Linked DNA regions of Homo sapiens: region 2 is linked to region 1. A link is a loop called in an ENCODE intact Hi-C map of the cell type or tissue named here. Cell type or tissue: dorsolateral prefrontal cortex. All regions are shown on one strand. Links, peaks and the distances in the headings refer to the core of each region. The heading gives the core; the rest is flanking DNA. Region 1 has its middle 13 kb from the start of CACNA1C-IT2. Region 2 has its middle 8.4 kb from the start of MIR3649.

Region 1 (8,391 bases), core at 290-8,289:
TCCTCTTTGCATAAATCCTACCCCCATCCCCATCTCCAGAAGCACTCTCTCTACATATATAGGCAGCCAACACTGACATGATGCCCCACAGGAACCCAAGAACTGTAATCCCAGCTCAGGCACAGGGATGCTCACCCCTATGGCCCAATGGTCCAAAATCATCCCTTATTCCTTCTCCCCTCCCACACCCAAACTGCAGACCTCCATCCTTTGCATCTGTGTGCAAACTCCTACTCATCCTTTAAGACTCAGCTCAAGAGTCCCGGGTCAAGTTCTTCTTCCTCTGTGTTCCCATAGAGCCTACCGCTATCTCTATCAAAGCACTAGTTATATTGCTGTAGTTATTTGTTTACCTCCTGTATTCCCAACTAGACTCTCAACATCTCAAGGGCAAGAACGATGTTGTACTTACCTTTGAATTTCCTTTACCAAGAATAGTACTTGGCTCACAGTAAGTGCTTAATAAACATCTGATGAATAAATGAATGATTGCTCTATCTATCCTGTTGGTGGTAGAGAATTAATCCAAAAAATATATTGCTAATGGTGCAATTTCAGGCATATTACAGGCTGGTAAAAGAGAAATTTTGAAACCAAGAGACCTGCCCTACTTCTATCAATCATCTCATAAAAGTATCTACATGAAAGGCTGCTCTTGAGCTGGTAGCTAATGTTCCTGGAAAAACTCCCTGGCAGGTTACCCAGGGAGATTAGTTTAAAGGGAGGTTGTTACACTTGTCCTCTCATCATTGTTTAGTGAGTTACTTAGCCAAAAAGATCCTCTACCAGGGGATTGGAACTCTGCATGAAAGTTTCAGCTCTTATTTGTCTATTAAAAGGCCCATGTTATTTGCAAAGGGCTGTCTGTTGGCCTCATAGACCAATATTCACAGCACCTGTCTTTTGCAATTTCCTACCTATGGACATTGTGTTTACTTATATAACATTTGCAATCCTTGCATTTAACAGTGTCCCATTTGTAACACCTGGATTTATCAATTTCCACTTCCCAGCATCTGTCTTTTACAGGCTTTTTTTTTTGACAAAATTTATGTTAAGGGATTTCACCTGTCAACATACCTGGGCACAGGACAGTCAGGGTGTTGCTGTAATATTGGAGTGAATTGCTAGGAAGTGACTTGCATGGGGAAAAAAACATCAGGTCAAGCAATAAAAAGGAGAAATACCATGTAAGCCAGATTTATTTCTACAATAACTGGAAATTAAAAGGAGAAACAGTTGTCACATGTCAAAGCTGCCCGGCAAAACTAGCACCCTATTAAGCATGGGTTCAGCTATCTCCAGAAATAGTTCCTGAATCATATCTCAACAATTCTCTTCTTTTATGTTTCTTTGACTTATCAAAAACTCTCCTAAAATCCATTCCTTATTTTGAAAACTGGACTCTGTATCTTAAGTGGCCAAACATAGCAAAATAATAAAGATAAGAAAGAAGTATCTGAGAAGCAGCACTAAGAATTCAGTGTCTGTGAGCAATAATGAGGGCTTACTGAGCTGGGAAGTTTTGGGGGTCACCCAAAGCTTGGGGGTCCAGTCTGTTACATAGTCGGATTAAGTAGTCACCCACATAGCATCCTATTAGTGATTATAAAAGTCACCCTATCCCCAGATATCTGCAATCTCTGTCAGAGTGCCACCGTGACTCGAATTCTATGAAAGGAAATATAATCTTTAGGTTAAACAGTGATTCATTAAGTACCCTATTTTAGAGTGCAATATCCATATGAGAAAGAACCCTGCAAATCCTAAGTCACTAACAGCTTCATAGGAATTATTTAATCATGTCTCTTTTCTCCAGTATGTCAGGGACCTGGGCTATGTTGAGTGCACAGTCTTCGTCAGTAGGGTTTTGTCTGGGTGCTTTTGGGAGGGAGTGAAGGGAAATGCAGAGAAAAGGAAGCTTTAATGAGAGAAAAGAATATTGAAAATAGAGTCGGTGGTCCCGAAGAGAAGCCTCACCTGCTTTACAACGTTGCCTAGAACAATACACTCGAAATCCACCAAGAAGGACTCTGTTTTCCAGTGGGCTAGACCAGGGGGCCTCAAACTTAAATGTGCATAAGAATCCCCTGGGGTTATTTTTAAAATACAGATTCTGATTCAGTAGATCTGGGTAGAGCCTGAGATTCTGGATTTCTTATAAGCTTCCAGGTGAGGCTGATGCTGCTCTACCCCAGACCATGCTCTGAGAAGTGAGGGTTATATAGAAGGCACAAGTATCTTCAGAACTTCGTGCTGTTCCTCCAGTGGGACACAATTACAATCCTGAGCTGATGGAAACCCTTCCATGACTGGTACGATGGTGGAAACCAGTTCTGCAGTGCACCCCTGCCTGACCTGCACAAAGTGGGGAACACGTCCCTTCCCAGGAGACTTGCATCTGAGTTGGGACCATTCTGACCCTTTTCTCCCCTTCAGAGGCCCAAGGACATTTTTGGTGTACCCAATGCCTTTTAACAATTTCAAGACCAAGTGGGGCCCGAAGATACTTTAACTCACAGCTAACTCTGAAATAATAATACAAGAATTGCTGTTAGCGGACAGTGAGCCCAATGCAGTGTTTGATGATACCAGTAATAAAGGCAAGAGAAATCCTACAATCTCACATTTACATGTGCAGAAGATTAAAATTCCTCCCATGCCTACCAAACAAGGAAGTCTTTATTTCTGTCTCAAACAACTTGAGGAGGTAAGAGAATACAAGTAAATAGCAGATTACTCCGTCTCATGATGTGATCCAGTCGTTGGCTGAAGCTCTGTTTACTCCTATGTATAGATGAGGCAGGATGCTCAGAGAGCTTTGGCTGGTGGAACTTTGCCTAGAATGAATCCTGCCTAAAAACTGCCCCCTAAAGCAAGGTAACTCATGCCACCTGGAGCAAGAACCAGCTCCTAAGGACATACATAGCAAAGTAAGCAGACAAGAAGGTTTTGAAAACAAGGGGAAATGAGTGAACTTGGTCTCTTGCCGCTGGTGTGGAGCCTTTGTTTTGCTGTTAGCAAACCTTCCTCCCAGGGTACCCCGAATCCTCCTGTGCTAACCCCTCCAGTGTCAAGACTAAGCAGCTACTCTGTAGCCCATTTCCTCATCTGGTCACTAAAGGGTTACCTGATAATGACTTAAGGTATAACCCTTCCTAGGGCATTTGCTTTTTAAAGATAGGAAAGGGGAGGCTGGGCGCCGTGGCTCATGCCTGTAATCCCAGCACTTTGGGAGGCCGAAGAGGGCAGATCACAAGGTCAGGGGTTCAAGGCCAGCCTGACCAACATGGTGAAACCCTGTCTCTACTAAAAAGACAAAAATTAGCCGGGCGTGGTGGCGCATGCCTGTAATCGCAGCTACTGGGGAGGCTGAGGCAGGAGAATCTCTTGAACCCGAGAGGCAGAGGTTGCAGTGAGCCAACATCGCACCTACAGCCTGTGTGACAAAGCAAGACTCTGTCTCAAAAAAAAAGATAGGAAAGGGGAGGGAGGATGAAAATCCACTGTCCCATACAACTGCCCTCTGCTGGGTGTTCATTTCTGAGCTCTCCAGAGCTAGAGGCTGGGGCAGCACCCACAAAGCCTGATTCCCCTTTTCTGTGCAATAGATGATCAGAGCGCCTACCCTGAAGTGACTTCTGGAAGGTCCAGCTGTGAGTGGCCCAGCCCACTCCACTGCTCATTCCTTCCCACGGCCCACTCAGACACTAAGGGATAGATGGCTTTCTGGACTAGGTCTACGTGGCATCATTTCAGATTTCAGCTACACGCTTTTCAATGCAACAAAGCGTTATTATTTCCACTAAGTATTGAATTGCACACGATACCAATGCAGCACTTGTCTAAAAGCTATGACATTTGAGAAGTCCTTGGGAACCATCCCTAACTCACCCTCCAACCCCATTTACCAGTAAAGAAAATAAACCCCAAAGAAGGTGTTACAAGAGATAACTTATTCACAAGACCGCAAAATTAGCACCAGAATCCTCTCCTCCCCTGAAGCAGAAGAGCCACAGCGTCTACCCTCAAGGAAAAAGACTTAAATCACAACGGTGGAGATTTAGATCCGGCATAAAGAAGAACTCGCTGGTAATGAACATGATTAAATACTAGAACAGACAGCCACAGGGAATTGTGAAATCGTCCTCCCCAGAGATATTTTAAAATAGGACAGTTAACCATCTGTCTGAGATGGTTTAAGTACCGTCCTGCCTCGGAAGTAGGAAAATAATAAGATGATCCCCTCACCTGTCGCATTTGTGGTTCTATAGGCACACCTGGCTGCAGGTGCACATATTATGGGGATCCCAGCTTGAATCTGGGCTGTGTCCCCTAGTGGCACTCAGATGAGTCCGCGCACTTACACAGCGTGGGAGGCCCACAGGGCTCTGTTGAGGTTGGGTGGGAAGGTGTCTGCACAGAAGAGGTTCGCACAGGAGATTCTGGGGAGAAAAGAAGGGAGGAGGAAGAAATGGAAATGTCTATTTCCCTGCACCCCATCACCTCCCGGCCGCTTGTAGCACCATCCTACCCACTCCCTGCCTTGCAAGCCTCATGACTGCCCCTCTTGCAGACAGAACCCAGGGGCTCCAAGAAACAGAGCCCTTCTTTGTTTCCAAATGACATCGCACATCATCCGGTAAGAGGAAAGAATGGTTTTCTCGTTTCCTTAAAACATCCAGAATGGCTCCGGCCAGGTGCAAATGACAGGAAAACGGCCTCCTTCAGGACTTGGAAGGTGGCAGTTCTGGAGCAGCAGGAGAACGTGCCTTGGCGCAGACGCCGGCGCCCCGCGGAGGGCCCGGGCACACGCGCCGGCGCAGGGGAGGCCACGCCCCCGGGCCTTGCGGTCTCCGCGCATCTCCGCGCACCAGCAGGGGGCGCCGGCACCTGAGGTGGACGACGGGGCTGTCGCGGTTGCGGCTCTGAACCGGCGTCGGCCTTTACCGTTTCCACGTGTGCCGCTTCCAGTGCCCAGACCTCCTTCTCCTCTTCACCCCCTCGCCTCGCCAGCTCCTAAGGCTTCTTCCCCTGTCCCGCAAAGTTGGATTCGGTGTCCCATAGCATCCTGTACTTTCCTAATTATATTTACACACAGAATGAAAATCACCTGTCTGCCTGTCTCTCCCCATTCCCATCTATAGATTCCTTGCACAGGGACTATCTGTTATTCACAGCTATATCTGCAGAGCCTGGCACGAAGGAGGCACTCCGAAAGGTGTTTTTTGAAGAAGTGAGTACATACATGAATGGGAAACTACGAGCTTAAATCACACTAGATGAGCCAGTTAGCCCTCGAATTATTTCAAAGTCGTCGGATATTGAACCAGCATATTACACTGGCCTTCTCTTTGAGCTGTGTGCTGGGGAAGTTTACTTTAGAGTAATAAAACAGAAAGTATTAAGAGGGACTCTTAGTATTAAATACCCACCACAGTACCCTCAACCTTAGTACCTCAGCCTCTGCCTGAGACCTCCGAGGGATGGAAATGCAGCCCCAGCTGGGCTTGTTCATCCCATCTCTGGACAACTCTGACCATGAGCAAGTTCTTTATCAGGTTGCGTGGAATCTCGTTCCTCTGACATCTTCCCTGTAGTTCTCTTTCAGTTATCTGGCATCTCACGGAGAAAGTGTACTCCCTTCCACACACCAGGGAGGCTTACAAAAAGGAACACGGCCTTGGATCTAAAAGGACTTGGATGTGGCAAAATCTTAACTTTCCCACACTAAGCATGTGAGTTTGGGCGAGTCACTGAACCGCTCTCTTCAAGCCTCAGTTTCATCATCTGTATAATAGGAATAAAGATATCCACCTCATGGGGTTGCTGTGAGGATTAAAATGAGTTAGTATGTTCCAACGGCCTAAGGTGTAGCAGATGTTAAAAATGTGGTCGTTATTATTATTAATAAATGTTGCAATACAGTTACTGTATTCTCTTCCTCCCCTCTCTACGAATCTTTGCTTCTCTAGGCCAGAACATGAGCCACTCTCCCATCCTCTTCCATGCTCCTCTGTCTTTCTCTGTCAGTGCTTCTCTCGGAACATGCTGCCAGCACTAAGCTGTCTTCGAGGGCAGTATGGCCAGGGCCAGGCAAACTCTCACCACCTCTATTTGGAATGCTAGACATCTATTCACGGTGCCTACATTTACTTTAACTTTATTGGCAGCTGCATCTGCTGAGGTTCCTGGGCATTTTGACTATGTTATTCTCACTTCTCTAGAGGGATGTTTGCTGGAGATTTGACCTGGGGAATGATTTTAAATGAGAGCGAGCTGGGATGTTGTTGTTGTTTTGTTGTTGTTGTTGTGTTGTTGTTTTCTCATGTTTTAGCATGAGGTTGCCAGAAAAACTTTGTCCTTAGGATTATACTGTGAATCATGTCCAAAGCTCTGAACACAATGCCCCCAAGCCCCAAGGACTCTGAGACTCCAGGAGACATATAGCCCAGAGGAGTGGAGATGAAGCTCCATTTTTCAGGAAAGAAGGGACAGTCGGCCTTATGTGTTTTGAAGATGTAAACATAGCCTGGGTTTGGAGAGAAAATGGGATCCATGTCCTGGGTTCCAGGGTGTCGGATGCCAGAGCTGCCCCCTCAGCATCCCAGGATAGACTTGCAGGCCAGGTGGTGGCCGAGCACATGGGCGGACTTGAGCCTGCAGAGGGCGGGCATCATGGGGGCATCTGTGTCAGGGCCAGAAAGAGGACCCAGCTGGACACAGAGACTGGCTTCACTTGTTCTGGGACATCCTGTCCACACCTTCCTCAGGGTTCCTTGTACGTCAAGGAATGGAGAATCAAGCACCTCCCCTCTGGAAGTGGAATGGCCAGCGGAACTCCCCCAGGGTGGGTTAGCTACATCACTGCACCTAACCAGGCACTGCCTGTCAGTGTCATAGGCTCACCTGGCATTTTACTCCACCACCCCCTACCTTCAGTTTAAAACCCTTCTGATCAAACTGGGAAACATTAATTTTTCACAAAGAAGTCCCCTCGAAAGCAAGCACTGGAGGGATGTTTTATAGGGAGAGAGGTTCTCTTTCCTGACTTGTGTTATTATTTCCAGGACCAGCGCTTCAGCGTTGTTAAATCAGGACCTCGTTCTATAAATATTTCTGATTTGAAAAGCCGCATTCATGTTCTCTACTGCAAAATCTAAGCCCGAGATGGCAGCAGCATCTCAGGAATACGGAATATGAAGAAAACACAGCACAGTTGTTAGCTCCAGCTGCTGATGTTCTGAGCTGCCTGTCCATAATTCAGAGGACAAGACAAGGTCACTCATAAACACCACTGAACTGTGTCTCCTTTCACGGGTTCTGCATAAAAATATTGCAGCCCCAATGAACATCAAACAAGTGTAATGGATTGGTTTAATTCACATCCGAACACTCACAAACACAGTGGCCCTAATAACATTCCTGTTTCCAGTGGATTTCCATGCTTGTCAATTATTCTGAAACATCAACTGTCTTAACGTTGACAAACAAGATGCTAACTTGATTTTTTAACAATCCTTTTCAAGAGCAACAGAGTCCATTCTCTATGTGTGCCATCCACAGGCATGGGCTTGAGCCTCCTGGCCGGGTGTGCTAAGTGCCCCTAGGGTACACCCAAAATACGGCAGGTGACAGAGAAATTGATGTTCACTTTAGGGACTGTCCATGGCACTAAGGCTGATGTGAGTTATACTGATATAAGCACTCATATGACACCTAAAACTGGGAAGGAACTCAAGCAGAGATGGATGGGTGTTTGGGACCACAGGAACTCCTCCAAGTTGCTCCCTTAGAGCATGCCCGCCCCCTCCGGTTACCGAGACTGCCGCAAGCCGTGCTCCCACTCACGTGTGAGCCACCCCTCCTCCCTCTACCTTGCAGCATGGGGATGGGAGCTGTGGTTACACTGCTCTTACCCCTTCCAAACACATACACACAGACACACACACACACACACACAAACACACTCACACACACACTCACACAGAAAGAGCAACACATTTGTCTCCAGGGTGGGGAAATAATAAACAAAGGTGACTATTGCATACTCATGAAAAGACACAGCCCACAGCTGCCCTCTCTCTCCTGAGATCCTGCCACTGTTGCTCAGGAGGCCAGTATTCTCGGGGCATCTCAGGAGGATTGAGCAGGACTTGGAGAAAGCCAAAGAAAGCCACTGAGCCATCTACATTCAAAATGGTATCAAAGCATTCCTTACTGTATAGTAAAATCCAACCATGAATTTGATTTGGGATACAGCCTGGGCATCAGAATTTTAAAATCTCCCCAATAACTTTATTTTACATTCAGAACCTTTACTCTAAGGTAAGGGGTAGTAGGATAGGTAGAGAGATAGAGACCCAAGGAGACTGGCTTTCAAGCTTCATG
Region 2 (8,279 bases), core at 8-8,007, 380 kb after region 1:
CTAACAGCCTGAGGCCCTGGCTACATTTCCTCTAAACCCAGCTCTGTCTGCAAATGGCCATGCCACTGCATGGAAGGCTTGGTGTAGTCAAATGTAATCACATATCAACAATCCCCTATTATAGCTGCTAAGCAGAATCACCCAAGGCATCTTTTTAAAACACAGAGTCAATCCCAGACCCCACCCCAAATTGACTCAATCAGAATCTCAAGGCCTGGGCCCTAGGAATCTGATGTTTTTTCAATAGAGACAAGGTCTTACTATGTTGCCCAGGCTGGCCTCAAACCCCTGAACTCAAATGATTCTCCTGCCTCAGCCTCCCAAAGTGCTAGAATTCTAGGCGTGAGTCACGGTGGCTGGCAGACTCTGAATTTTTAAATCTCCCCAGATGATTTGATTTAGCCAGATGAAGGGATGGAACCAGTGCCTAGAATGCATGAGCTCCCTCCTTACCAGCACCACAAAAGGGGAAAAAACCCACCTCTGTCCCCACTGCCACACATTAGGTAGCACTTGAGACTCCTCAGACCGAGGTAGCCAGGTGCAGCCCAAGCTCTGCGCCACACCCAGTCACCCTCCCTCTCCCATAACATATGAACACCTCCTCCCATCACCTGGGCTCATTTTTCTCTGAGCAGGTAGAGACTGTGGGGCCATGAGGAGTCCCAAGAGCTGCTCATTCCACCTCTCTCATCTAAGACCCACATCCCTCCACTCCCCTGCTCTGAACCCAGAAGCCCCAGGCGGGAGCTGAGTCACAGAAAGACAGGAGTCACTGCTCCTTCCCTTGCCTCCTCGGTGGGTACACCAGGAAGCGAGCACTGCATTCTCCTATGGAATCCCAATACCTGCTTCTGCTTCCTACCTTCTGTCCCAGCAGAGCCTCTGGTAGAGTCCCCTGTTCCAGCACGACATGCAGTTTCAGTGCTGTGCCTGGTGGGACTGCATCGCCAGCATGTCACAGGGCCAGGGCCACACTGAGTTTAGGGATGGGGCCTTTGAGAAGCTGAAAACATGTCACTTAATTCAAATATATTTACGGTTGTCTCCTTGTGATAGGAATTATGCATTTGTGATGGAGTTGAGTCCTGGCACAGAGATCAAGAGGCCGGAAGAGCAGATTGGAAAAGGGAGTTCAGAAGCTTAGTCCATGGTCCTGTCCGCTCAAGATCAGACATGCTTGGAGCTCTGCTGAATTTTAATCTTCACTCTTATTCAAAACCATTGACTCCTAACGCCTGGGAAAGCCAGTGGAGAGAGGGCTTCCCTCTGAGTAAATTCGAGGGAAGCATGTGGTAGAGAATACCCATGGCTGTCTTGTAAAATGAAGCCCCCAGGCACCAGCTCTAAATTCCCTACCGAATGTGACTTACTCATCTAGTTCCATCGTCCAAGGCCCCAGTTTTCTCTTTGCTTCAATATGTACATCAATATACTATCTTCAACTTTTGTAGCATTTTCTATGCTGTTTAGCCCTGTATGCATTATCTGTTTCCTTTTTTTTTTTTTTTTTTTTTTGAGACAGGGTCTCACTGTAACCCCAGGCTGGAGTGCAGTGGCACGATGATGGTTCACTATAGCCTTGAACTCCTAGGCTCAAGCAATCCTCCCACCTCACCCCCGGCCAGTAGCTGGGACTACAGGTATGTGCCACCATGCCTGGTTTTTTTTTTATACAGGGTCTCACTGTTACCCAGGCTGGAAGGAATGCAGTGGCGTGATCATGGCTCACTGCAGCCTCGAACTCTTGTGCTCAGGTGATCCTCCCACTTTTGCCTCCTGAGTAGCTGGGACTACAGGCAGGCACCACCATGCCCAGCTAATTTTTTGTGTTTTTTTAATAGAGACAGGGTCTCACTATGTTGCCCAGGCTGGTCTCGAACTCCTAGACTCATGCAATCCGTCTACTTCAGCCTCCCAAAGGGCTGGGATTACAGGCATAAGCCACTGCATTCAGCCTTTTTTTTTTTTTTTTTTTTTTTTTTGTGGAAACAGGGTCTCACTGTGTTGCTCAGGCTGGTTCAAACTCCTGGTCTCAAGTGATCCCCCTGCCTCAGCACCCCCAAAATCTTGGGATTGCAGGCATGAGCCACCGCACCTTGCCTGTTTACTTTAGATTTGGGATCCCCAAGTTCCCCCTGCCATATGCCCCTACCAAATGAAATCTCTCTAGTCACTCTTCTCATTCAACATTCATGGTGGCAAGACGAGGAAGATTATTGTACACTCCCTGAGACTTAGAAGGAAATGGGCACCTGTTATTTCAGCTGACCAGATTCCTTACCCAGAAATCCACCTGAAAGAGGTCTGGAGTCAGCATGAATTACTAGCTGTGTGAGGTGAGGGATGCCGCTTCACCACTCTGAGTGTTAGCTTTCCCATCTGAAACACGTGGATAATATTGGCTACACTGCAGAGGCCCTGAGAGGATTACATGTAATGTATGTAAAGCAGCTGGTACACAGTAGTACTCAATAAATGGTAGCTATAATTATTACTCACCTCCTTCATCATAATCTTCAAGCATGAAAAGTACTGTGGGTGTCTTGAGGGTCCAGCCGAGCAGGACAAGGCATTCCTTTCATGTTTTCTTTCCTAACTGCATTGCCCTCCTCACTCATTCTTTTAAAACTAAGTAAAATAAGACTGACCTAATTCTTCCCACATTTATCCAAATGAAAAATCTAGAACTCAGCTTTGCTGCTCTCCAGATTCTGTTTTCTGCCATCAATCCGCAAGGACACACCACCCAACTTTTTTTTAAATTTACAATTTTTTTTTGAGACAGAGCCTTGCTCTGTCGCCCAGGCTGGAGTGCAGTGGCATGGTCTCCACTTACCACAACCTCTCCCTCCCAGTTCAAGCGATTCTCCTGCCTCAGCCTACTCAGTAGCTGGGATTACGGGGGTGCAGGCTACCACACCTGCCTAATTTTTTTGTATTTTTAATAGAGATAGGGTTTCACCTTGTTGGCCAGGCTGGTCTCGAACTCCTGACCTCAAGTGATCCCCCCCCCCCCCCGCTTCGGCCTCCCAAAGTGCTGGGATTACAGGTGTGAGCCACCGCGCCCAGCCAAAAAAAAAAAAAAAAAAATGTTTTTTTGAACCAAGGTGCGGGCCAGAGCTATTCGGCTAGAACTGAGAAGATAGCGACACTGTGTGGTCACATGCAGAACTGCAGACCAGTCTGGAGTGGGTTCCAGGCTGATCATTTGCTCCGACCTAAGGCCGTGATATCTGTCAGATGAGACGTTAGGTCCATTAAAAAGTTTACTTGCATGTTAGAAAATAAAATGAGGAAGGAAACATAGCACCTAAAAAGCGTGAGTGTAATTATTTCCTATTTCACAGACGTGTCCTGCCTGTCATAGCATTCAAGGTCTATATGGCTTTTGCTGTCAAAACAAAAAGGACAAAAGAAGGCCAGCCACAGGGCGTAAGTCAGTTTTCTTTCTTTCTTTCTTTCTTCTTTTTGAGACAGAGTTTCGCTGTATTTGCCCAGGCTGCTGGAGGTGCAATGGTGCCATCTCAGCTCACTGCCACCTCCGCCTCCCGGGTTCAAGCGATTCTCCTTGCCTCAACCTCCCAAGTAGCTGGGATTACAGGCACCCACCACCACGCCCGGCTAATTTTTGTATTTTTTAGTAGAGACGGGGTTTCACCATGTTGGCCAGGCTGGTCTCGAACTCCTGACCTCAGGTGATCCGCCTGCCTTGGCCTCCCAAAGTGCTGGGGTTACAGGCGTGAGCCACCACACCCGGCTGTAAGTCAGTTTTCAAATGCCTGCTGGGTGCCCCCAAGAGCCGTGGAAGATTTGCAGAAACATCCTGGCAACCCTTACCCCTCTCAGGTCTTACTTTTTGGCATGCTCAGACCTTGAAGAATGAGGAAAATGTATGAAGGAAGCAATTGATACTGTAGAGTGGTCCTGTCAGAGGGAAGATACCTTTAAATCATCCACAGGGATGACTGGCCTTCAAATACAGCTCAGTATTGAAAAATGAATGCACCTGCAGGGCAGAATACCAGCCAGGGGCTGTCACTGACTCTAGTCTATTCTCTGCTTCTTAGCAACTTGGCTGCCTGAACCCTGCAAGGTAGATGAATGGGTGTGTGTCCTATCCTGGGTTATTCAGAGAACAGAAGCCTTCCTCTTCACACTAGTGGGCTCAGGTTTTTCCTTATTTTAGACAATCCTCAGGACTTGTTCCATAATTATGCATTTTCACAGATAAAAGACTCCTCAGTAAAGCTATCATGAGAATTTCCAGAGTAAATACTTAGGGGTCTCATTCACACCAACTGGATTATGTGTTCTCTGGATCTAACCATCCGCCGAGAAATTTATGAGAACGTGAGCAGTTCCTCTCACCTTGATGAGTTCTTCAGCCCCTCCACTCATTGACTTGAACTGCTGCAAAGTCATGCAATGGTGGACAGAGCCCTGACCAGAAGCCCCTCCTGGGAATCTGGGACAAGGACCAGGAGAGATTCAGAGTCCCTTCCTGGGGCTGGAACTGTGAGAGAGAGAGAGAGAGAGAGAGAGAGAGAGAGAGAGACCTCAGAGGAGAGAGGAGGAAGGGAGAGGGATCCAGAGGTGTCCAGGTCAGCTCCTGAAGACCCTGGCGTCTTTGAGACTCTTGGGACCCTCATGTCATACTCCTTCTTCATAATCTGACTCAAATTGGTTTCTATTACTTGCAATTTTGATAGAACAAATGATATGATGGACCACGCAGTTAATCACATTATGCCTCAGTTTCCTTGTCTGTTCATGAAGAAACATCATTCATTCATTCACTCAGCAAATATCTATTGAGTGCTTTCTTTGTGCTAGGCACTGTTGTGGGTGATGGCAGACATAGCAGGGAACAAAAGAGGTATCAAAACTTCCCTTATGAAACGTAACTGCTGCTAAGAAGTCTCTGGAAATAAATATACGAAAGACGTAACTTCCAAATCAGGGACCAGCCGAAGAGCTGGCTGACCCAACAGGCAGAGCACCAATATGGAATGAGGCCAGGGTCACTTCAAACAGTACTCACTCCTTTTGGCTTTACAGTGAGATTGGATCAAAAGGGTTCACCTTTTCTATAGTGTCTGTTCTTTCACGTCTTTCCTTGGGTCCCTGCTGAAGTCCCCTCCTGATATTCTGCTGAAAGCCTCCCCACCACCCGGTTTCCACACCAGCAAACCCTCTCTTGCCCCGAGTGATTTGAGTCTGTTTCTTTCTCTCTCTTTCTCTCTCTCTGTCAATACTGCAGTTTCCTTCTGGCTTTGGCTGTGAGCAGCTTTCAGTCTATTTTCAGTTCTCCTGTGGAGCAGCAGATAATACACATACATCTGTAATTCTTAAAATCTCATTGGAACCATCCCTCCTCCCACCCAGTTGTTTATCACAACGACTTAGAAGGCCTAAATTAACTGATTCAGCTCTGTCTTCTACTGCTGCTTCTGGTAGGGCTGCAAATGAGCAGCATGAAGACCAAAAGGCCTGCAGCAAGAGGGAGGAAGCAAGGACTGGAGAATCTACGTGAGGAATGCCCAAACTCTGCAACAAGCTAGAAAATTAACTGTGGATGGCTTCAGTCTTCCACACTGCCTGACGTCTGATCCTCACTGCTGGGCCCAAATCTTCTTACTTCAGAGAAAAATGGGCAAGCTCCCATACTTCTTATGTAAAACCAGAATTAAAGCACCCACCCTTTACTTACTGTTTTAGTATAAACACAATGCAGAGATTCTTACATAATAAAGAACTAACAGTAACACTTAGCAACCATGGCTCACAGCCCTTCTCAGCTCCCCAACATTCCTTCTAGAGATATGAAGCCTGTCATCACCAGCCAGGCAGAGGACAAACATTTCCAATAAAGATAGACAACCCAGGCTCTGCAACGTCTCAGCCAGAAGTGTTGAGTTGTTTTTAATTTTTTACATACTCCATGCCTCTGGTGCCTCTCCACCTCCACCCCCAAATTAATGAAAAATACTCATTTCCAGACACACACATAGAGAGACACACACACACACACACACACACACACACACACACACACAGAGGTTCTCCCAAAATCCACCTGCCCAGTGTCAGTGGTGTCTGGCAATGGAGCAGAGTGTTTCAGATGGAAACACTATTTTCCACACTCTCGGGGTGGTGTGGCTCTCTGCCAAGGAATAGGCTTGTCTGATAAGCTACTGCATCTGTAAGATCTCTATCTCATGGAGGACATCTTGCTAGTTCCTAAAACTGCAGGGGATGACGGAGCTTAAATACGATACTAATGATTAAAGAGAGGAAGCAGGGCAGAATTTCCAAGGCAATAGCCAATTTGAGGTTTCAATACAAAGAGCAAGTTTTGTTTCTCACCTCAAAGGATGGAGAGTGGAAGAGAACAAAATGGGCTCTCCAAGTAAGGACTTTGAATCCAAGTTCTGGAGAATTTGTCCATGATGCTTGGATGAATGGAAGCCTGCCCTAACCTCAACCATACCTGTGACTGCCTTCCTATCCTCCCATCCTCTAGCTGTCCATCTGTCTTCTTATTAAATGGAGGCAGTCAGGCATACCTTTCTCTTAATTTTTGAAGATAAGGCAAAGACAAATAGCTAAGAACATATCGCCTTATGATAGACATTCAGGAAATAGATCAGTAGGTCTCTACCCATCGTAGGCAGAGGAGGGAGGGAACATCCCAGGGCAAATCAGTTCTGCCCTGTACCAGAAAGCTCTTTCCAACGCATCAGCAAGGTTCCCTGGGATGGCTGGGACTGCTTGGTCGAGGCATTACACCAATGTAATGATCTGGTGAGACTACATGTTGATTATAACACATTTCAGGTACTAGGGAACCCTGCCAGGGGCTGCAGAGAGCACTGGGCTGGGAATCAGGACCAGGCTTCCTGCCTCCCGGCAGGTCTTAGCTCTCCGTAACCGCAAGTCCAGTGTGGTCTTTGAGCTAACAGCATCGGATCCCTTCAGGTCCCAGGCTCTGCCCCAGACCAGCTGAATATGAATTCCTGGTGCTGGGGACCCAGCACTCTGCATTTTTACAAGCACACTAAGGTGTGGGACCTGCTCAGGATCTGGAGGTTCTTATCTGGAGCCCCAGAAGCTTAAGCTGTGATTGCCATGTTCCCTTCCTGCTCCAACATTCTGTGATTCTGAGCAGAAGCTCACTTGCTTTTCTCAGGTTGGTTTCCACATTCTCCAGCCACATTCCTACAGCGTTACTGGTCACTTCACAGACAGGATTCCAATCCACCAGGATTCAACAAGCAAGTAACAAGTAACTATACCCGTATGCCAACCTACTTAGAAAAATAGGTCAGTGGATGCAACAACCACGCTGGTGTTTGAACACAACTTGCTCCCACATCAGAAAGAAAACTGATTCACTCTACCACTTGCCATGACTCTGCAGGAAAACCTTACTCTGATAAGGATTATCCATCTCCCTCCATGAACACGGAAGTGACTTCTGGGGATTGTGGACAATCATTCTCAGCTCATTTCTGGGGGCTTCTAAGAACAGGTTAGATTTCAGCTCTTAAACAGTTTGAGCACCTGATACAAAGTAATTCCCCAAACCTCTAGAACTGATGTGGGGAAGAACAGTGATGTTAGCCAGTGTTTCAAAACCCTATTATCATGGTTGATCTGTGCATCTGGATAGTTATGGTTAAAGGTGGTTAAGATGGTTAAATGTCAATGAATGAAGACGAGGACATGGTTTTCATCTTTTGTAGACCAATTCACTTCAATCATTTTTTTTTCTTTCGAGACAGGGTCTCACTATGTTGCCCAGGCTGGAGTGCAGTGGCATGATCTTGGCTCACTGCAACTTCTGTCTCTCAGGTTCAAACAATTCTCCTGCCTCAGCCCCCAAGTAGCTGGGATTACAAGTATGCACCACCATGCCTAGCTAATTTTTGTATTTTTAGTAGAGATGGGGTTTCGCCATGTAGGCAAGGCTGGTCTTGAACTCCTGACCTCCAGCGATCCACCCACCTCAGCCTCCCAAAGTGCTGGGATTACAGGCATGAGCCACCCTGCCCGGCCATAACTTCAATCATTTTCTTTCATGAAAATGAAATGTCACCTTGAAAGTATCAACCAAAGGAATCTGGGTAACAGTGTGAGTTAGCTACAGGTGAAATAACTCTAGGTCTGAGGTTCTTGGTTGGGTCAGAACATTCTCCCTCAGGTACTAAAGAGACAGGTAGTATGCATGGCATAAATGCCCTCAGGCAGAATCTCTTTTAAGCAGTTTTGCAATA

Evidence for each region. Hi-C counts contacts between places; a loop is a spot of excess contacts. Peaks named below come from ENCODE experiments on the same cell type or tissue, not always from the same donor. Only the 100,000 strongest peaks of a DNase experiment are listed, where the experiment ranks them.
Region 2: a loop joins it to region 1, with 3 times the contacts of the local background. A loop is called at or near these places in 18 of 110 quality-filtered maps.

What each region holds. Positions count from the first base shown.
Region 1 is chr12:2,031,566-2,039,956 of GRCh38, reverse strand. It overlaps a transcript of CACNA1C not described here. Among named protein-coding and RNA genes, the nearest start is that of CACNA1C-IT2, 13 kb to the left of the region's middle. RefSeq lists a silencer at 4,726-5,015. In dorsolateral prefrontal cortex, for the core only: CTCF peaks have their summits at 4,673 and 4,874 (motif pointing right); DNase peaks (open chromatin) are centred at 4,506, 4,876 and 7,199; H3K4me3 peaks cover 2,026 bases; H3K27ac peaks cover 3,240 bases.
Region 2 is chr12:1,647,883-1,656,161 of GRCh38, reverse strand. No RefSeq gene overlaps it. Among named protein-coding and RNA genes, the nearest start is that of MIR3649, 8.4 kb to the left of the region's middle. In dorsolateral prefrontal cortex, for the core only: a CTCF peak has its summit at 3,184; a DNase peak (open chromatin) is centred at 3,181; H3K27ac peaks cover 7,241 bases.